Linked DNA regions of Homo sapiens: region 1 is linked to region 2. Evidence: chromatin loops called from intact Hi-C (ENCODE). Cell type or tissue: CD14-positive monocyte. All regions are shown on one strand. Links, peaks and the distances in the headings refer to the core of each region. The heading gives the core; the rest is flanking DNA. Region 1 overlaps LYST (lysosomal trafficking regulator). Region 2 overlaps LYST (lysosomal trafficking regulator).

Evidence for each region. Hi-C counts contacts between places; a loop is a spot of excess contacts. Peaks named below come from ENCODE experiments on the same cell type or tissue, not always from the same donor. Only the 100,000 strongest peaks of a DNase experiment are listed, where the experiment ranks them.
Region 1: it touches region 2 in a loop (2.3-fold over the local background); 5 of 110 quality-filtered maps call a loop at or near these places.

Annotation. Positions count from the first base shown.
Region 1 is chr1:235,688,973-235,700,227 of GRCh38, forward strand. It overlaps LYST (lysosomal trafficking regulator), which reads right to left. Exons shown (of 53, transcript NM_000081.4): 46 at 8,111-8,300; 47 at 4,378-4,514. Among named protein-coding and RNA genes, the nearest start is that of GNG4, 45 kb to the left of the region's middle. In CD14-positive monocyte, for the core only: no CTCF peak of the experiment used is centred there; no DNase peak of the experiment used is centred there; H3K27ac peaks cover 1,040 bases.
Region 2 is chr1:235,750,194-235,761,448 of GRCh38, forward strand. LYST (lysosomal trafficking regulator) reads right to left here. Exons shown (of 53, transcript NM_000081.4): 23 at 8,779-9,406; 24 at 7,088-7,265; 25 at 5,285-5,454; 26 at 2,851-3,081; 27 at 1,812-1,978; 28 at 1,017-1,169. Among named protein-coding and RNA genes, the nearest start is that of MIR1537, 97 kb to the right of the region's middle. In CD14-positive monocyte, for the core only: no CTCF peak of the experiment used is centred there; no DNase peak of the experiment used is centred there; H3K27ac peaks cover 3,038 bases.

The DNA.
Region 1 (11,255 bases), core at 1,451-9,450, 61 kb before region 2:
GACTCCGTCTCAAATAATAATAATAATAATAATAATAATAATAATAATAATAATAACAACAACAACAACAACAACAATAATATCCTAGCTGAATTTTCTCAAATCAAAGAATTAATGGGTGAACAAAAATATATCTTTAGAAATGTATCTCTAGATGAAAATGCAATATAGTATTCTCATCCAGTTTAGTCATTTGACTCAAAGTATCACACAATGTCATCACATCTTGTTTTGCTAACAGGACTTGTGATAGTGTTCTTTCATCTTTATTTTCATCTATTATGATACAAATAATTTTGCAATGTTTAAATTCTTTTATATACATGAAATATTATTCAGCCTTTAAAAAGATGGAAATCCTGTTATTTGTGATAACACAAATGACCCTGGGGGACACTGTATTAAGTAAAATCTGCCAGGCACAGAAAGACAAATACTGTATGATCCTGCTCCTATGTGGAATCTAAAAAAAGCTGAACTACAGAGAGTAGAGTAGCAGTAGCCAGGGGCTGAGAGTGCTGGTAATGTGTGTGGAATGGAGAGATGGTGGTCAAAGGGTACAGGTTTCAGTTGTGCAGGATGATTACGTTCTGGAGATCTAACGTAGAGGATGGTGACTACTGTTAATAATACTGTGTTGTATTCTTGAAATTTGCTAAGATAGTAGATCTTAAATATTCTCATCACACACGTAAAAAATGCTAACTATGTGAGGTGACGAATGTGTTAATTAGCCTGACTGTAGTAATCATTTCACAATGTATATATACATGTATTAAAACATCACATTGTATACCTTAAATATATACAATTTTATTTGTCAATTTTATCCCAATAAAGCTAGAAAAAAATAAAAATAAGAATTTTAAACAACTTTATTCAAGCTTTGGATCTGCTAAACTAACAAGTCAATTTACTTGGCAAAAACAATTTGACTAAATGCTTGTCTTTGTACTGGTGAAAATAAATTAGTGAATCGGAAAGCATCTTTAAAGTTATTTGTTCATCTTTGTCCTCTCTTCACACCACATCAATCTAATGTAACAGTACCCAACTCTTAAATAGAAGGAATGCCTAGTAATTAAAGGTGTAAAGAATTTGATTGAAAGCTTATGTTATATCTTTAACATTGCGTTGAAAACATTCAATTAATACTGATGATGATTTCATTTTTCTTCACTTTTCATTGGAAAGTCAAGATGTTTGTAAATACAGATTACTGATGACAGCAATGAGTTAAATCTGCTCATAAATTTGTGTCAGTGTATTTTGACAGGTAGAATGTATTGTATATCTAACTCCCACTGTACATATTTGTCTGTTTTTCCCAATTTATAATAATCCCAAAAAGGGTGCAGTAAGGGACATACTGATTCTATAATATGTTTTTGTGTTTTCATTTATTTTGTAGACTCATTTCCAATTTAGTTATACTACAAGCTTTGCCATGATTTATGGTTATAACTTGTTTGTGTTTGGATATATATATTTCTATCTGCATACAAAGGCTCTGGTTAATGCAGCCTGATGTTTCAAAACTAAAAAAAAAATCTTATTAAAGTTCCTAGTAAAGTTGTTTTTCACTGTCTCTTTATTCTTACTTCTGTCAGTTTCCTGGTAAGCTATATAACAAATGGTGGCAATATTTTGGTCAGGGATATTGAGGGTTATGCAAACAAGGCACTGCTCCTCTTGCTTTCACTGCTAAACATTCCCCTAAGTAGCTTCCTCCATTTCTAAAGAGCTCAGGGAATGGGATACATTTTAGGACACATGATAAGGCAGCAGGTGTTATGCAGGTAATGGAAATCAGAGGATGAATGGTAAGAGAACTTCCCATGGAAAGAGAGTCAAAAAAGAAGGCTGTCCATACGATTTACAGTCTGGAACGGTTGCAGCAGCATACTGTATATTTACATGGTATTTTACAGTTTACAAGTTTCTTTTTTTTTTTTTTCCCTTGAGACAGAGTCTCGTTCTGTTGCCCAGGCTGGAGTGCAGTGGTGCAATCTTGGCTCACTGCAAGCTCCGCCTCCCGGGTTCACGCCATTCTCCTGCCTCAGCCTCCCGAGTAGCTGGGACTACAGGCGCCCGCCACCACGCCCAGCTAATTTTTTTTGTATTTTTAGTAGAGACGGGGTTTCACTGTGTTAGCCAGGATGGTCTCGATCTCCTGACCTTGTGATCCGCCCGCCTCGGCCTCCCAAAGCGCTGGGATAACAGGCTTGAGCCACCGCGCCTGGCTACAGTTTACAAGTTTCTTTCACAAACACTGGAAACATTTTACAGCAGCTTTCTGAGAAAGAAGTGTGAGTACTATTATCTTGGTTGTAATGAGGAGGAAAGAAACTCAAGTTTGGAGAGATTAAGTTACTAGTCAAAGGCTGCAGTTAGTATATAACGAAGCTGGGACACTAACAAAGATCACAGGGCTTTAGGCCCAATGTTCTTTCTACTATACATGATGTCTGAATAACCAGTCCATTTAGGAAAAATCAGGTATAAAAGATGGCACTATGGTTACAGAAAATGACCTAATGACAAAGGTGAGTGAACACTGAGAAGAAGGCAATGCTGATTTGGTTCAAACACTATGCCCTTCACTGATGTTGAGCAGGAGATTTTGATAATATTCTCTCAATGAGAAAATGGGTAGAAAACAAATTTGGGGGACACAAATAGTGGTAGTTAGGAAGTCTGTAAGTACTATAAACATCAGATTCTCTCTTTTTTTTTTTTTTGAGATGGAGTTTTGCTCTGGTTGCTGATGCTGGAGCGCAATGGCACGATCTCAGCTCACTGCAACCTCTGCCTCCCAGGTTCAAGTGATTCTCCTGCCTCAGCCTCCCGAGTAGCTGGGATTTACAGGTGCCCACCACCATGCGTGGCTAATTTTTGCATTTTTCATAGAGGCAGGGTTTCACCATGTTGGCCAGGCTGGTCTCGAACTCCTGACCTCAGGTGATCCCCGCACCTTGGCCTCCCAAAGTGCTAGGATTACAGGCGTGAGCCACCATGCCCAGCCTAACATCAGATTCTTGACTGGACAAATTGCAGGATATTAAAAACTGGCTGCTTGGCTGGGCACAGTGGCTCACGCATGTAATCCCAGCACTTTGGGAGGCTGAGGCGGGAGAATCACCTGAGGTCAGGAGTTCGAGACCAACCTGGCTAACATGGTGAAACCCCGTCCCTACTAAAAATACAAAAATTAGCCAAGTGTGGTGGCACATGCCTGTAGTCCCAGCTACTTCGGAAGCTGAGGCAGGAGAATTGCTTGAATCCGGGAGGCGGAGGTTGCAGTGGGCACAGATCACACCACTGTACTCCAGCCTGGGCGATGGAGCGAGACTTCATCTCATAACAAACCAACCAACCAACCAACCAACCAACCTAGCTGCTATCAGTCTGACTCTTTTTTTTTTAAGATGGAGTCTCGCTCTTGTCACCCAGGCTGGAATGCAATGGCGTGATCTTGGCTCACTGCAACCTCTGCCTCCTGGGTTCAAGCGATTCTCCTGCCTCAGCCTCCTGAGTAGCTGGAATTACAGGAATGTGCCACCATGCCTGGCTAATTTTTTTTGTATTTTTAGTAGAGATGGGTTTTCCCCGTGTTGGCCAGGCTGGTCTTGAACTCCTGACCTCAGGCGATCTGCCCGCCTCAGCCTCCCAAAGTGCTGGGATTACAGGCATGAGCCACTGTGCCCAGCCAGTCTGACTCATTTTTATGCATTAACCATTATAAAGATACCACAAAAACGTTTACATGGGCCAGACACAGTGGCTCACTGTAATCCCAGCACTCTGGGAGGCCAAGGCGGGTGAATCATTTGAGTCCAGGAGTTTGAGGCCAGCCTGGGCAACATGGAGAAACCCTATCTCCACAGATAATATAAAAATTATCCAGGCATGGTGGCACGCACCTGTAGTCCCAGCTACTTGGGAAGCTGAGGGAGGAGGATCACTTGAGTCTGGGAGGTGGAGGGTGCAGTTAGCTGAGAGTGTGCTTTTGCACTCCAGCCTGGGCAACAGAGCGACACTCTAAAATTAAAAAAAAAGTTGGCCAGGTGTGGTGGCTCACACCTGTAATCCCAGCACTTTGGGAGGCCAAGGCGGGCAGATAACAAGGTCAGGAGATCGAGACCATCCTTGCTAACACGATGAAATCCCGTCTCTACTAAAAGAATACAAAAAGTCAGCTGGGCGTGGTGGCAGGTGCCTGTAGTCCCAGCTACTTGGGAGGCTGAGGCAGGAGAATGGCGTGAGCCGGGAGGTGGAGCTTGCAGTGAGCCAAGATGTGTCACTGCGCTCCAGCTTGGGCGGCAGAGTGAGACTCCGTCTTAAAAATAAATAAATAAAATAAAATAAAGTGTTTACCTGGTACTGTTGTGAACTTTGAATAAAGTTTACTGGAGGCTCACTTTGTTTACTCTTCAACCTTAAAATATTATCAGCATATCCCCAGCTCAGGATGGCTGACCACTGAATGTCCGTACTGTTCATGCTTCTCACACCTCAAGGAGAAGGAGAAAGAAAAGTATCAGATTGTCACTGCTCGACTGTTACATGACAGCCCAAAACTGGCAGATTAAAGGGTGAAGTTTACATAGCAGAACATATCATTTGGTGCAAGACCATCTTTAAATCTCTAAAATGGAACAATTTTTTAGTTTTATTCCTTTAATGCTAACAGGGTTCTCAGGGTGGGATTATATTTTTTCACTTGTGTTGTTTTGACTGGGATTTGTTTGACTCAGAACTAAAATTTCTGTTAAGAAATTATTATAAAAGACAGTAATAGTGAAGCTTACTCTATTCATGTTCTGAGACACCTTTTCTTTTAAAAATAAATATGAACTAGATACTATTTAACTTTCTAGATACCCAGGATAGACAACTGTTAGTAGCAGGAAGATAACACTGCTAGAGTGGAAGCAACACCTAGCCTGAGAAGGGATCATTTAATCCTGTCAACTGCAGGACTGTGTATGGTAGACCTTCATTCAATTCAAGGAGGCTCTGTTCTTCTCTTCTTCTTCTTTTTTTTTTTTTTTTGAGACAGAGTCTCGCTCTGTCACCCAGGCTGAAGTGCCGTGGCGCAATCTCGGCTCACTGCAACCTCCGCTTCCTGGGTTCAGGTGATTCTCGTGCCTCAGCCTCCCCAGCAGCTGGGACTACAGGCGCTCGCCACCATGCCCGGCTGATTTTTTTTTTGTATTTTTAGTAGAGACGGGGTTTCATCATGTTGGCCAGGCTGGTCTCGAACTCCTGACCTCAAGTGATCTGCCCGCCTCGGCCTCCCAAAGTGCTGGGATTACAGGCTTGAGCCACTGTGCCCAGCCCTCTCTCTTTTTTACAACATAGTATGATGTTCTCTTGGCATAAAAATTTGGAAATTTTGACATCATTTCCCAGTACTATTAATTATCTATGCTTTGTTGGTATGCTGAATATAGCTAAATGCAGCATATATGCTGTAAATGGTACTGCCCTTGAAACTTGCAATGTTTTAAGTTCCTAAAGGAGAGACAATGTGCTTTATTTATTCCAGTACCTAGCAGAATACCCAGAAGTAGATGAGTATAACAAATAAATATTTCTTGAATGAATCAACAGCATAGTGAAAATAGGCAATTCACAGCTTTTTGTTTTGCTGAGTAAAATAAGAAATGTTGACAACATTTTGTAACAAAAGAATTGGAATATACTCACTAAATAGAAACTCCTCTAAATATAAGCTGCTAGGGAAAGGAACCACATATCATGAGTCTTGAGTCCTCTCAAAATCTGCCATGATGCCTGGCATGCAGCAAGTGCTCCATAAACCAAGGTTTCTCATTCCAGTACCACAAGAGGCATCATCTTTTTTTTTTTCTTTCAGAAAAAGAAACTTCTCCTTTAACTATTAGGACAGTATATCTTAAATAGGATCTATTAAAATTGAATCTAAAATTGATTTTCAGCATGTATAAGCTTGGACTCAAGCCCCAGAGATTCTGATGCAGTGTGTCTCTTGTGTTAACAAGTGACCTAACTTTCATCTGTAAGCTACAACATTGTTCAGTCAATGCCTCTCTAGAATGTCTATGTGGACTGTTCCTTGCTGGGTCTAGTGTTGAGTGTATGTAGTAAACACTGACCTCTCCCAGACCCTAGGGTATTTACAGGCCAATAAGCATTTATTAAGCACTTAGAATGAACCAGGCACTGTGCTAATCATCCCCATACATTATTGTATTGAATCCTTACAGAAAATTACCCTGTGAGGTAAATTATTTTGTTATTCCTACTTTATAGATCAAAAGCCAGGATTTGCAAAGCACGAAGTTAACTTCCCCAAGGCCACATAGCTAGTAAGCAGCAGGGCAAGGATGCAAAACTCAGGAACTGCCTGTGGAGGCCATGGAGGAAACTGTTCTATTAAACTACTGCTCTGGACATACCCAGGTTCTGACAAATTCCAAATACATTGTGCGAAGAAATTAAGTGTAATTTGAGCGAACATAGCTATTAAGGGCACACTAAGGGTTCATGACTGTAGTGGCACAAATAAGATAGGCTTAGAATATGTTTGACATGCTTAAGTCCCATAATGCAAAGTGATAATACCTGCTCTTTCTCTTTTGCTCAACAGAGAGAAACTTTACAGTACTCTAATTTTTTTTTTTTTTTTTTTTTGAGACGGAGTCTTGCTCTGTCTCCCAGGCTGGAGTGCAATGGTGCGATCTTGGCTCACTGCAAGCTCCGCCTCATGGGTTCACGCCATTCTCCTGCCTCAGCCTCCCGAGTAGCTGGGACTACAGGAGCCCGCCACCACGCCCGGCTAATTTTTTTTTGTATTTTTAGTAGAGACGGGGTTTCACCGTGTTAACCAGGATGGTCTCGATCTCCTGACTTCGTGATCTGCCCGCCTCAGCTTTCCAAAGTGCTGGGATTACAGGCTTGAGCCACCGCACCCAGCCTACTGTACTCTAATTTTTTAAAGGTAAATAATTCACACATGTTGGTACTTTGGTATTATTAGTAAATTACTTGTAAATTGCCTCATAACTAATTGTAACATACTAGTAAGAATGAACCATTGATAACACAATAATTATGATTAAACAGTTCTACCCTATCCTATTAACTCACTAAACATAGATAAAACGGTATGCATCCTCTCTTATTTCTAACAACTATAAAACAATCATTCATTTCATGACAGAAATAAGAGTGAGCCTAAAAGAACTATGGCCCAGCTAGCATACCTAATTTCTTTAAGTGACTGATGTTTTCTCTGGGTGCTGGCACCTTTGTATTGCAGGTTGGGTGGAAGGCTATATATGGCTCCCAAAGAGCACAGTGCACAGAAGGTAATGGTAATTGCCAGCAGTGCTGGCTGCTAACAGGCATCTAGTCCACACACTGGCTTTTAGGCAAGTCTGCATTTAACCTGATAGAAACAGATGAGTGCCCTAGGTCATTCATTTTGGTGCCCCATGTCCACAGTAAGTAGGAAGAGTTCTTTTGTTTCTAGTGAAATGGCTAATTTGGAATGGCTGAGGGACTGCTCAAATGCAAAATGTCCCTAGTTTTCCAGTGTCTAGTTGACATTTAGAAACATGAAGAGGCCTCTACTGCACAGCACTTTCCCACATGTTGCTTTTAGTGAGTCAGTATGTGGGGAGTCAGAAAAGGATTGGTTTTCAGGAATACGTGTCTTTAAAACCTATTTTCAAGGCTATCTCGACATCCTTGTTGTGTTTGTTGCTTAAACCCATGACTATATCTTCTGAGATGGTAGATTTGTTGGTCAAATACGTCTGTCTATTCTGGGGCTCAACAGCCTCAAAGTGTACATTTCTGCCAAATCGATAACATCTTCATTTTGTGAACATAACCATCTATTCTTGTCCCCTTCAAGTTCCTCCTCTCATTTCAAATAGCACTGCATTTAACTCTCTGTTTTTTCATGTAGCATGTTTTCATTCCTACTTTGCACTAAATAACCACAAATTTGAGCTGAGTTTTTCCACCAAGGACTCAAAGTAGCAGCACAGATGAGCTAGAAATACTCAAATCTCACGAAAGATATATCCAGAATGATCTTCGTTACATTTTATTTTACCTTGTTCCTTGCTATATGTCATCAGAAGACAGAAATTCCGTGACAAACCACAGATTGCTCTGGTGGGCAGAGCCTGGAGAGAGCCAAATCTTTCTCCGTGGGGCTGGCTGAAGCAGACCACAGGTACTGGAGCACTGGGGGAACCCACGTATTCCCCCCATTTCAAGCCTTTTATCCATGACAAAGGACTCTAAAATGAAGAAAAATAAAAAGTATGGCTTTTTAAAAGGTGGTAAGTGTAGAATTACTTCTAATTTAAGCTCTAAACAAAGTAAGAGAAAGTAATATGGATTATAAGCTCTGTAAGGGCAATAATTATTTTACGCATTTTTTTTTACTTCCCCATGCTTAGCGTATAGAAATATTTGTCCCTTATTTGAGTTTTACTCTGTGGTTCTGGCCTAATTTGCATGAAAATATGTGGTTAATAATTCAAAATTCCTTGAAATTTGAGCAGAGAAAAAAATTTAGTACATTTCTTATTTCTAGTTGAAATACCTAAACTAAAGTTGATACTTACTGGAGGACTGTAATTTGGTAGTATGACAAGCCATATGTACATATGGTAATAGAAATCAAGACCACATGTAGCACAGGAAACCTCACTCAGCTATGAGCTCCTTGAAGAGAGGGAACACCTCTGATTCATCTATGTGCCTGGAACATAGCAGGTTCTCATCTCAAATAGATACGTGATGAGTGAAAGGGAAAGTGTTTATCTATGGAACATATTGCGAGGATTAGAGAATCTCTAGCCAGTACTAGAGAAGAAAAGAGATGAGAAAGAATTGTCAGTGAAAAATAAAAGGTAGAGCTTGAAGAACAATAGGATTTGGGGGAAGAAAGGTGAGTGAAGACTCTAGAGAGATACCCATTTGGCTGCCCACGAACGGTAATGAAAAGGTTTCCTCCACTTCAAGCAAAAACAGTTATTAAAAAGTTTCAAAATGAAGAAGAAAAGACATGATGCCCTTTTAAAGAGTTTCCCCAAATAGTTCTATTCTTTTTGTTCTCCTTATGACTGTTTTATCCTCTACTGAACTCTTCTTTTTTAATGGATTCCCTCCTTTTATACATTTAAGAGTTTAACCCATTATTTTACTTTCAACTCTTCAGAGGAAATGCTACATAAAATAAAAATAATATATTAAGCAATTTTCAGTCATTTCTGTAAAAAACCTGATTTTTAGTGAAACTTGCTTATGTCATTTTCCAAATAAATGAAAAAAAAGGCATCACTGACGTATAGACTATCTTTTAAAAAAATCGTGCCACTTTAGGAGCTCTAATAATTCTGTCAGACTATTTAGGGGACATGTTAAATGATATCATAGTGGTCTAAAAAATGAGTATCTCTGGAAAAGCTTAAGAGCTTCAGGAATGCTCATGTGGGAACAGAGACGTTAGGGTCAGGCATTTTGAAAACAAGCTTCTAAAATTTTGTCTAACAGTGTTTTTTTGTGGCTCCCCTGTGGGATCCAAATCTATCAATATTAAAGTTGAGAAAGGCCGGGCGCGGTGGCTCAAGCCTGTAATCCCAGCACTTTGGGAGGCCGAGGCGGGCGGATCATGAAGTCAGGAGATCAAGACCATCCTGGTTAACATGGTGAAACCCTGTCTCTACTAAAAATACAAAAAAATTTAACTGGGCGTGGTGGCGGGTGCCTGCAGTCCCAGCTGCTCGGGAGGCTGAGGCAGGAGAATGGCATGAACCTGGGAGGCAGAGCTTGCAGTAAGCCGAGATCACGCCACTGCACTTCAGTCTGGGCAACAAAGCAAGACTCTGTCTCAAAAAAACAAAAACAAAAACAAAAAAAATCAACAAATAAAGTTGAGAAAAATGTGTGTGCTAAATTTTAGTTATAATTTATCATTCACAATTCCTTGCCAGGAATTCATATAAAAGGAACTTCCTTTTATATGAGTTGCAGAGTTTAAACTTCTAGTTTTTCAATGACACAGAAAGATACAAGGGCAACTGTTTTATATCATAGCATATTTATGATCATTATTCTCCTTTCTTTTTTTTACTTTAGTTCTGGGATACATGTGCAGAACGTGCAGGTTTGTTACATAGGTATACGTGTGCCATGGTGGTTTGCTGCACCTATCAACCCATCATCTAGGTTTTGTCTTGATGCTCTCTCTCCCATCCCCACCAACTCCACCGCGTGGCCCCAGGGTGTGTTTTTCCCCTCCCTGTGTCCATGTGTTCTCATTGTTCAACTCCCACTTATGAGTGAGAACAAGCGGTGTCTGGTTTTCTGTTCTTGTGTTAGTTTGCTGAGGATGAGGGCTTCCAGCTTCATCCATGTCCCTGCAAATGACATGATCTCATTATTTTTTACGGCTGCATAGTATTTCATGGTATATATTTTCTTTATCTAGTCTATCATTGATGGGCATTTGTGTTGGTTCCATGTCTTTGCTATAGTAAATAGTGCTGCAATAAACATACGAGTGCATGTGTCTTTAGAGTAGAATGATTTATATTCCTTTGAGTATATACCCAGTAATGGGATTGCTGAGTCAAATGGTACTTCTGGTTCTAGATCCTTGAGGAATTGCCACACTGTCTTCCACAAGGGTTGAACTAATTTACATTCCCACTAACGGTGTAAAAGCGTTCCTATTTCTCCACAGCCTCACCAGCATCCATTGTTCCTTGACTTTTTAATAATCGCCATTCTGATTGGTGTGAGATGGTATCTCCTTGTGGTTTTGATTTGCATTTCTCTAATGATCAGTGATCCTGAGCTTTTTTCCAACAGTAACCAAAACAGTATGATACTGGTACCAACACAGACATATAGACCAATGGAATAGAACAGAGACTTAAGAAATAACACCACACATCTACAACCATCTGATCTTCAACAAACCTGATAAGAACAAGCAATGGGGAAAGGATTCCCTATTTAATAAGTGGTGCTGGGAAAACTGGCTAGCCATATGCAGAAAACTGAAACTGGACCCCTTCCTTACACCTTATACAAAAATTAACTCAAGATGAATTAAAGACAAATGTAAAACCCAAAACCATAAAAACCTTAGAAGAAAATCTAGGCAATACCATTCAGGACATAGGCACGGGCAAAGATTTCATGACGAAAAGGCCAAAAGCAATTGCAATAAGAGCCAAAAT
Region 2 (11,255 bases), core at 1,342-9,341:
AAAGAGATGTACAACTGGGAGGGCAGCTCAAGAAGAGACAGTGCATTCAGATATTAAATAAGGAAGAATGTAGAGGGCAGTAAGTTTAGTTACATAGATGTTTTAGAAGTTTTATTTATATAAGTTTGATTTAGCATAATTTAAACATACTACTGCAAAACAATGGGTACTTGGTAGCTTTTCTTTACAAGTGAGTTTTTCACATGGTTTAAAATTTTTGCATAGCATTGAACACAGAAGTAGCTTAACACGGGTGAAAGAAAGATTTGAACTTAAGTGAATTTAAGACAGTAAGAGTGATTAAATTTCAAACAATTTACCAAATACTCTGGAGATGGTGTGTGTGTGTGCATGTGTACATGCATATTTATCCACTATGTATATATATGTATGTGTGTATATCCTGTGTATGTGGTGTTCATGTTATCTTTCTGGGTAAAGATGATAGCAGATTTTGTAGAAAAAATAAGGAAGACTAACAATATTAATGTTTATTATTTGATGACATTCTTCCTTATTTAATATCTGAATGCACTGTTTCTTCTTTAGCTGCCCTCCCAGTTGTACATCTCTTTTGTCCTGAGTAGAAACAGATTCTTTATCAGTTCTAGCATTAATGCTCAGCTTCCTGCATGCCACAACATGATTGCTGGACACCTTTCTCAGAGACTTCCCTAACTCCTGATGTAGATTGCCCTGTTATAATCTCTATTCCTACCCTCTACATTTCCCTACTATTTTACAATCTCTGCAGGGGCAGAATCTGTGTCTGTTTTTTTCATCATTGTATCTCCAATATTTAGCACAATGCTCAGCACATGGTAGGCAGGTGCTCAAGAAATAACTGAATGAGAAAAGCACTAAAAGTAAGGAGCAGAATAGTTTCCTTCAGGAAAAAATCTTTCTTAAATTTTATGTAAAACAAGAAATATTTTAAAAGTGTGAATGGCATAAGAACATAGGAAAGTCAAGCTAGCCTCAATTTATGGTTATTAAAATATGATTTCAATACTCGCCAGCAATGCTTTTCCGCTTTTGAACTACTGCATGATGGGGAGCAGAAGGTGACTGGAGTGAATCTGTGAGGTTTTCAGAGTCATGATTTGCGGTGGTCCTTATAAATTCCATAGCAGCCTGGAGAACTCTAAGCTGTAGTGCAACAGCCATATCTAAAAACAGAAGATACTAGAATGTTTTCAAGCTATGTGGTTACTAATTTTTTAATTGAACTGATTTTATGTATCATGACAATAATGTTTTGATATAAATTTTTAAATTTTGATCAGCATGGGGATGATGGTAGTAGACATTTTTAAATTCTTGTTAAAAGCAATTTTAAAGCAAATTTACAAATGGTCACTAAAAAACCTTCAATGGAAAAATATTAGCTCATAAATTTATTTCATTTTAAAAATTGTTTCAAAGAACAGGCTTTTTTTCTATATAAGGCAAAAGTTTAACCGGCAATTATCATATTTTTTGTTTCATATTCACTTTAATAATTACCATTAAAGAAAACTAAAGGGTATTACTATGCAACATACACTTTTAAATTCTACTTGGTAAGAAAAATCAGTGACATCTTTCACTTATGTATTGCCAACTACTAACTACATGGGGGAATCACTTTTTCTATTTTTGCCACTTTTTCAAGCCTTTTTAGGCTTCTTTTTAAAAACTGATAGATACTATTACAAAATTAATGTTAAACTTTTAGTAAAAGAGTTTCTAAGAAGAAAGAGATTGTGCTCAAATAACAGGTTTGTCTGTTATACAACTCCCTCCCCAAATTCATAAAAATTAAATCTTACTTTGTGTCCTCTTGTTTTTGCTATTTTGAAGATATCCAAGCATTACAATAAGGTCTTCAATAACCCTAAAATATTGTGAGCCTGAGGAACTGCAAGCATGAATTGTAACTGCTATGAAAAGTTGCTGTATATCACAAGCAAGCAATTTATATTCACTCATGGGAATGCTAAAGATAACAACAAAAGAAGAAAACAGAACATTTATAAGAAAAAGAACAAATAATTTAAGACACAGCTAACTGATTTAAATGGTTTAAATTCCTGTTCGACCAGCTTGCACTCATTCATGCAGTCATTCAGTATTTATTCATGCTTATTCTATGGCAAGTAATATGTAGTATGTATGCTAGAAATAGAAATAAGATACACTTTGACACCTGTCAGAAATACATAGTTTTACAGAGAACTGGACAAGTAAACAGATTACTATAAATAGTAAATGGTTGTAAGTGTAACACTAGAGATTAATACACGATACTATAAGAACACATAGGCAGTTTCTAGTCCACACTAAGGATGAAGATTGTGTGGGTATGAACAGGAACATTCTGCGAAGACTTTTCAGAGAAGGTGAATTTGACTAAATTAATTAACCTCTCTGAATCTCACTTGTATAAATTAGGGTTATTTTTAGGACTAAAAGAGGTAATAGATTTGCATTTATATTATTTATAAATATCCAATAAATATGAATTAGTTACTTCTGGTCTTCAATCTTAATCTTGATAATCTACCTCAATGTACGATATTAGGCCTACAATGCTTCTCTCCATCTGGGTTTTCCAAATCAAGAAAGGGTTAGAAACTAACTTGGGCCAGTTAATAAAGTAGCATACAGGGACATTCAGTAAATACAATTTCTTGCTTTTTTTTTCTTTCTTTCTGTTATTATTATTTTTTTACTTTTATTTTAGGTTCAGAGGTACACAGAAAGGCTTCTTACATAGGTAAACTCATGTAGTAAAGTAAACTAATACTAAAGTTTTCCTGTTCTAAAGTATTTATCAGATGTAATTTTAAATAATAATTTTAAACTTACTTCTTTTCTAATCCATTCAGGGCTGCTACTGTATTACATAACACATAGAGTAGACCATTATCCAGCAACATATCTGCTACCTTAGAACAAGAATTTAAAATTTGGAGAAGAAGTAAAAGAGCATTATGCAAGAGTATGTTGTCATATAGAGAGGTCTCTATTAGTCCCAGAATAGGAATGACAGACCACTTCTGAAACAATCCCATGTTTCTCACATCTTCCAGATCAAATCTATAATAAATAATACAGTTAAGAGCACATTAGAAACAATCACAAAATAAGAAAATATGATAGCAACTATGGGTCATCTTGCTAACTTGATTTTGAAGTCATAAAAACAAGTTGGGGGAGTAAGGATTCTTAACCTGTTTTTAAAATGACAGAGTCCCTCCAATAATAGGGTAAAAGCTGTTGCTAGAAGTCCATCCCAAGATAAATACACAAACATTCAAGTGAAATATGCATACAATTTCTTGGTTTTAACTGATTTATTTTAATTCATCCATGAGCCCTTTATGTCCAAAGAAACTATGTTTGGGGGCTTCAAGTGCACAGGAAAATTATTATTATTATTTTACATAGTATTTGAGAGACAGTGAGCTAGTAAAAAGAGGTCTAGCAAAAGGGAATGATTCTCGAGTTCTTATCCCAATACAACTTGCCTCTGGGATGGAATGAAATTAGCTAAGTATTTTGTGCCTCATTTTCCTTATCTGTCAAAAATATGTGGTGATATATGTCCTCTTTTCTTCTCAAGGCTATTGTGAGAATCAAATAAAGTAATGCACAATTGTTTCGTGAAAGCCAAAAGTTGTATGTAAATGAAAAGTAGCATTGAAACTACCATAACAATTTAGTAAATTCTTTAAGGTCTGAATTTGTCTATCACAATAAGGAGACACACGTTTCTCTCTATTCTATCATAAACAGAAATTACAGCTTAATTTCTGCCAAACTTTTGGTTTGGGAGAAAAATATTCTTTTATTTTTACACTTATTTGCTAATCCATCAGCATTCTACCAGGGTCAAAACTCAGCAATCAGTGTATCCAGGAATTCTAGGTGAGGGATTTACTCCTCTCCCAGATGACCTGAAGGCTCTGAGGAGAGTAAGGCGTTCCTATATGGATCCTTTATGTAATCTGTCACTGAGAATACATGAGCTATCTTTTTTTCTTTTCTTTTCTTTTTTTTTTTTTTTTTTTTGAGATGGAGTTTCACTCTTGTTGCCCAGGCTGAAGTGCAATTGTGCAATCCTGGCTCACTGTAACCTCTGCCTTCTGGGTTCAAGCGGTTCTCCTGCCTCAGCCTCTCAAGCAGATGGGATTACATGAATGTGCCACCACGCCCAGCAAATTTTGTATTTTTAGTACAGACAGTTTCATCATGTTGGTCAGGCTTGAACTCCTGACCTCAGGTGATCCACCTGCCTCTGCCTCCCAAAGTGTTGGGAGTACAGGCTTGAGCCACCACGCCCAGCCTCACCTGTCTTTTCAGTTAATCTTCTCATGTTAATACTATCTGCCAAATCTTAGCTATCACTTTCATCTGATGCAGCTTTTATTTGTTTCTAGTTTCTAACTAGTGAATGAACTATAAAGGATGAAGTTATATTAGAAAGAACATCATATGGCAAATAATACATTGATTTACCTGGAAAATTACTTTTAGCAGATTTTTTCTAAAGGTGACCAAAAGATTTCGTTAAGAGTGAGTTCACTAAATTTTACATTTAAGACAAAAGACCTTGCCGGGTGTGGTGGCCCACACCTATAATCCCAACACTTTGGGAGGCCAAGGCAGGAGGATGGCTTGAGGTCAGGAGTTTGAGACCAGCCTGGGAAACACTGCAAGACCCATCTCCACTAAAAGTAAAAAAAATTAGCCAAGTGTGGTGGTGCGTGCCTGTAATCTTAGCTACTCAAGAGGCTGAGGCAGGAGGATCCCTTGAATCTAGGAGTTCAAGGCTGCAATGAGCTGAGGCATGACTGTGTCTCTCTGCACTCCAGCCTGGGTGACAGAGTGAGACATTGTCTCAAAAAAAAAAAAAAAAAAAAAAAAAAAAGCCAGGCATAGTGGCTCACACCTGTAATCCCTGCACTTTGGGAGGCCAAGGCAGGCAGATCACGAGGTCAGGAGTTTGAGACCAGCCTGGCCAACATGGTGAAACCCCATCTCTACTAAAGATACAAAAAACTAGCCGGGCATGGTGGTACGTGCCTGTAATCCCAGCTACTCAGGAGGTTGAGGCAGGAGAATCGCTTGAACCTGGGAGGCGGAAGTTGCAGTGAGCCGAGATTGCACCATTGCACTCCAGCCTGGGCAACAGGGCGAGACTCCGTCTCAAAAGAAAAGAAAAGAAAAGAAAAGAAAAGAAAAGAAAAGAAAAAAGACAAAAGATTCCCAATTATAGTGGAGGGAAGAACACACTTACTCTTCATCAAGGCCAATATGTCGACCAAAGAACATTTCGATGAAGCATTCTAACAATTCTTGAGTTCCTCGATGAAGATACAACTGGTTGGCTAGCAAGGAAAATCCACGATTCTTCAGAAATTTATCTTTTTGTTCCTTAGATGCTCTAGCAAAATATGCATCTAATAGCTAAACAAAAAATTTAAGTCAATTTAGATAATGCATTAAAATTAAATATAATATATACAAATCAGTGTAACACAACTGTATTTGTAAATTAAGTTCATATGTACAGAAGAACACAGAAAGCTTAAAAAAATGCCACCACCACAGCAAAGCAGAAATGAATTTGTCTTTGGCTACTGTGGAATGCTAATGATGACTCCATCTTGGAGATCTTAATGTTTCTCTCATGGGGAAACTGGCATTTTTAGCTGAGCATGGACACCTGGTAGACTGGCAGCCTTAGTTGAGTATAAATAGAATATTTGTACCTAATGCTGAGAGGGAAAAAATCCGTAAACTATGCTCTCTCTGCAAATCTATATCTATATCTATATCTATATCTATATCTATATCTATATCTATATCTATATCTATATCTGTATCTATATCTATCCTAGACCTCTACTTCTAGGCTTCTTGACAGATTATTTATCCTGAGCACAGGCCTGAATTTCCACCCTTCTCTAGCATCTTAAATGCAACACGTGTAATACCAAATTAATCCTTCCACCTCTTTCTCCCCTTCAATGACTCTCACAGTAGTGATAGACTCCTTTCCCCCAGACACACATCTATTTATTCCCCTACTAAAAAAGCTTTCTAAGTTTACAGCATAACACAAAATATACTTTTTCCATGAATCCTTCCGTTTCCCCTATGCTCAATTCTCTATTAATACTGCCACTGCAGTACTCATCACAGAATTTCTTACGTTTTACTTAGTTAAGTATGAGACTCTCCCTTCTAGACTGTGAAATTCTTGAATGTAGGGGCTTATATTATTTCCCTTTATATACTATATTGCAACTAGCTCAGGGACTTACACATGAAATGCGAGCTCAATACTAGGTTGTATTGCAAGTGATTAAACAATACCTACATCCAAGCAAACTAAAGAAAAATGAGAATCTTTACAAGATTATTTTAATATTGGGTTGTTTTCTAATGGAAACTATTCATATCAAGCATTTACTCATTCAATAATATACTTAGTACCTATTACACAAGATGCCCACCCTCATGGAGCTTATATTTGTGAGAAATTTAAAAAACAAGTACACAGATTAATAAGATAATTACAAGACATAAATAGGATGCTATGATAGAATAAATAATAAGTAAGATTAGAGGGAAGTTATTTTGATAAGATCATCAGGGAAGGTCTTTTTGAAAAGGTGTCATCTAAGCTGAGAGCTGAAGTAAATGTCTAAAATTTGATAGTACACTGAAGAAGAGATTTCCAATGAACCACGTATTCCTTGTAATTTTTACAAAAGAGATTTACTAAGTGTTCAGATATGGGGATTTATTGGTAGATTTAAAAGACATATTGATATGAACCAACATATGGAGGGGGACTTAAAGCTGGATGATGCAAAAATATGACCATGTAACCAAAAACCCCTGTATCCCTAAAGCTATCAAAATAAAAAAAGTTTAAAAATATATGAGTATTAAGTAACAAACTATATTAGTTCATTATTCTAAAATATAAAAGAGAGATTTAGGTCTACTTTAATGTATATACTCAAAATTTTAAATTACATATATATTTATTTTTCTGAATTAAAATAACATATCTAGTATTTGCCCTTACTTTAATAACACCTTGTTGTATAGCTGGTGATGGGTGGTTAACGAGGACCAAAAGTGTATCTGCTTGAATAAGCTTGTCCATCACATCTTCAAGCAAAACATCAGGCAGGATAAGAAGAACCCCACTTAGGAGTTCATATAATCCACAGCATATAGGTACCAAACAGTCTTCAGTTACACTAAAACAGAGACCAAAAAAGTCTTACTAACATGACAAGAAAAGTACTTGATGATTACCTTAGGAACTGTGACAAGTAGTAGCATTTTTTAACAGGTGAAACAAATGTTCATAATGCTTAAGAAATGTTTCCTAATTTAACTGTGATTAACAAATTTACCATCACTTTTTATCATTGATTTTTTTGGGCATATAGTCTACTAACACTATTCAATTGTACATCTCTGATGTCTAATACAGTAGTCACTGTCACTTATGCTATTTATTTAAACTAAAAATTCAGTTCCTCAGTTGCATCAGCCACATTTCAAGTGCTCAGTAGGCATATGTGGCTAGTGCTGACTGTATTAGACAGCATGAATAAAACATGTCCATCATTGCAGAAAGTTTCACTGGACATTGCTACTTGAGATGCTATTGGAAATGTTTTTTTTTTTTTTTTCACCAAGGAAGAAACAGCTTTATTAGGAGTCTAGGCATGTCAGAAAAACCCAGTTCACTCACAGAGAAGAGAGGCAAATATTGGTACAGGGGAAGAATCTAGCATTACAGAATATCCTCTCAAGAACCAAGTGTGAAAATAAAACCTCCATCTAAATATCCTAACAAATGCTGCTGGGTTTAGCCCAGGTGAAACTTCTGGAAGCTCCTGGTGAAAGGAGATTTTTTTCATAAAAGGAATGCTCTCTAGCACTGCTGCATTTCAGCTCCATATAAAGTTATGGGTCTGCGATAGCAGAAGTAGAGGAAAATATAAGGGGGATATCTCATCACCAAAGCAAGGTCATCTGTGTCCAGGTGACAGAGGAACCTTAAGTTTCTGGAGAGAGAACAAACTGGGGTAGCAGAAGGAAAATGGCTGAAGAAATACAACGCCTAGGCAATGTCTGTCATAACATGGAGGACTCTGTGCAGTCTGGTGACAGCCTGTCCTGGGAAACACTGGTATTGCTTTCTGAGGCCATTTTAGCTTTCTTCTGACTTCATCCAGAGAAGAACTGCCAATGTTCAGCACTAAGACCTGCATTATAATTACCTGAGTGGAATGGAGCAGCCACCCTATGACACCTGTTCCTCTTCCCTTCTGGAGCCGTCACTTGTCTCTGATCAAGTAAGATGTTACTCAGGACAGGCCCAGTCTAGAAATCACTCCCACCTTCACATGAGCACCAAGTGGACAGAATCATTCTCATGAGTCAAAGCTCTAGATAAATCCTATCGTTTCTCTGTCCTGAAGAATTTTCCTTAATAACTATAAGGAATTAAACCACAATATATATTTTTTAAGTGCTACTTATGGTTTAGATTTTGGTTAAATATGGAATTCAATATTATCTAGTCTTAAAATAAGGAAAAATATATCTTTCTGTTTGTTATTATTATGTATATAAAGAAATAAACTTTTCTGTTTGTTGTATTATAAGTGGCATAATGAAGACGTTTCCAGAGGGGTAGAGAGTCTTTAAAGAATAGTAAAATAAAGGTGGGAGGAGTGTACAAAAACACATAAGTACCTGTGAGCACTTGCAGTTCGGTTGTAATTTGGCTCATAACCAAGAGAATAGGCAAAGTTTTCCCAATCATCAGTGTTTCTATCAACAAGACTTGGCCAACGGCCAACAGCTGCAGATCCGTTCTGTGAAGGAAAAGCTAGCCCAAGGCTTGCAATAGTGCTGTGGCTTCGCTGGAAGGAGGCCAATCCCTTTAGGTAATCAGGTCGGCGTGGGCAGGACTCATCCCCAGGACTGTCATCTTCTGACCTGGGTTCTGCTCCCAACTGTTTATGATCTGCTTTGACCACTGGAAATCCCAGCACTCCCTTTGGGACATCACTGACAGAGACCTGGGCTGAGAGGACAGCTTCCATTTCACAAACAGTTTTTGCAGACTCACAGCTACTGATGAATGCGTCCTCTTTGCCTTTTTTCAGTGTGTCGGAACTCCCCAAAGAATTTTGTTTCTTTGATTGGGTGGCAACATAAGTATCTGCAATATTTTGTAACCTGTCGATACTACAACCCAAACTTCCAGTCAGTTTTTGTGATTGCGTTAGTAGTGAAGAAGTAGGGAATGCTGGTAGGCTTCTAGAACGCAGCATATGGGCGGCCATCTGTTGTGGAATAATATTAGAGGAATTCTCTCCTGGTAAGAGTAGATACAAAAATACTACTTAAAAATCTATTAAGTGGAACCACCTCTCTTTTGCATTATAAATCACAACCACAGCAAAAGCCCATTTATCTAGCACTGTTAAAATCCATATAGGTTAATTTTACAAGTAACTAATGCTTAAAATTCCTTTACTTTTTCTTAAGAGACAGGGTCTTGCTCTCTTACCTACTGAAGTGCAGTGACACAATCACAGCTTACTGCAGCCTCTAACTCCTGGACTCAAGACAGCCTCCCACCTCAGACTCCAAGCAGCTGGGACTATAGGCATGCACCCCACACCTGGCTTAATGCTTAAAATTCTTAAATGCCAAAACTATTTTTATTTTAACCACTTTTTATTAATATCTTCCCAAAACATATGTTTTTTCCTGTCTTCTTAACAAAATACAGTATTGACTGAATGATTCAAAGTCATTAGGATTAATGGTTCTACTGTGCTGAATTTAAGTGAATTAAGTGAAACTCAATTTACCTCAGGCTAGCAGTTACCAGGATGTAGTGGAAAGAGTGTGGGCTTTGCAACTAGATATAATTGGATTCAAATGATAGTGAAGTGGTCCAAGGTAAATCACTTAATTGTACTACAGTTTCTACAAATGTAAAATGAGGGTTCAGAATATCTACTTTGCAGGGTGGCTTTAAAGATTGAGATTATATTTGTGATGCACCTAGCATAGAGCTCAACATATAACAGGTGCTCAAAAAATGGTAGTACTTGTTGTTACTAGCCTAAACAGCCCTAGACAGTTCTCTCTCTCCTCCATTTTTGCAGTCACTTCTTGCTGTTATTAGTGAGAATAGTTTCTTTTCTTGTCACAGCTCTCTAATTTACTGCTTCTAATATTCTATGCAGGAAGACACCAGAAAAATTATTTTCATTGTAGTGCATGGGATACAAGTGCATGCCATTCAAGGTGTGGTCTGTGGACTGGTAGCATGGGCATCAATACCACCTGTGGGATTGTTGGGACTTCACATTCTCAGGCTCCACCCTAGATCTACTGATACAGAATGTATGAGAGAGGGGCCCAGGAATCAGTGTCAACAGCTCTCCAGGTGATTCTTTTGCAGGTTAAAATTTGAGACCATGAACACAGAGTAAACAGGCATTAAATGAACTGCTTTAGAGCATAGACTCTGTGGCAATAAAATAGCTCCATAGCTCAGAATCTTTTTCTAGTTATTTCTGGATTTGGGCTAGAGGGCTAAAGTTGCCAAAAGATTCTCTTCAAAAGATCTGGAAAAAATGGGGGTATGATTGTATTTGAAAATGTTTCAACATGACAGATGATTTAAAAAACAAATATGTCCTGTAAAATTCCAAATAAAACTAATTCAAAAAGGCCAGGTGCAGTGGCTTGAGCCTGTAATCTCAGCACTTTGGGAGGCAGAGGTGGGTGGCTCACTTGAGCCCAAGAGTTCAAGACCAGCCTGGGCAAAAAGGCAAAACCCTATCTCATTTATTTAAAAAAAATTTTTTTTAAAAAGAAAAGGAAAACTAATAAAAACATAGCCTTAAAATATTATTATAAAAGAGCATAAAAAGTGCTAGAGAATAACTGAAACACTTTGGCAGGAAAACAAAACTAGAGACTAATACCTATATATCTAGTTCTATCTATCTCTATTACCATCTCACCTGCAGTATTTAATAATTAGGATTGAAGCTAAAGACAAGACTAGGTTGGACTGACAATAAGAGCAATGTCCCAGTATGGAAAAGGACAGTAGTCAGGAAAGGAAAAGATGTATGGTCAGTTTGCAACTAGAAAACCTGCACCTATTCTTTTCTTCTATAAAGTAGCGATGAGACTCTGTT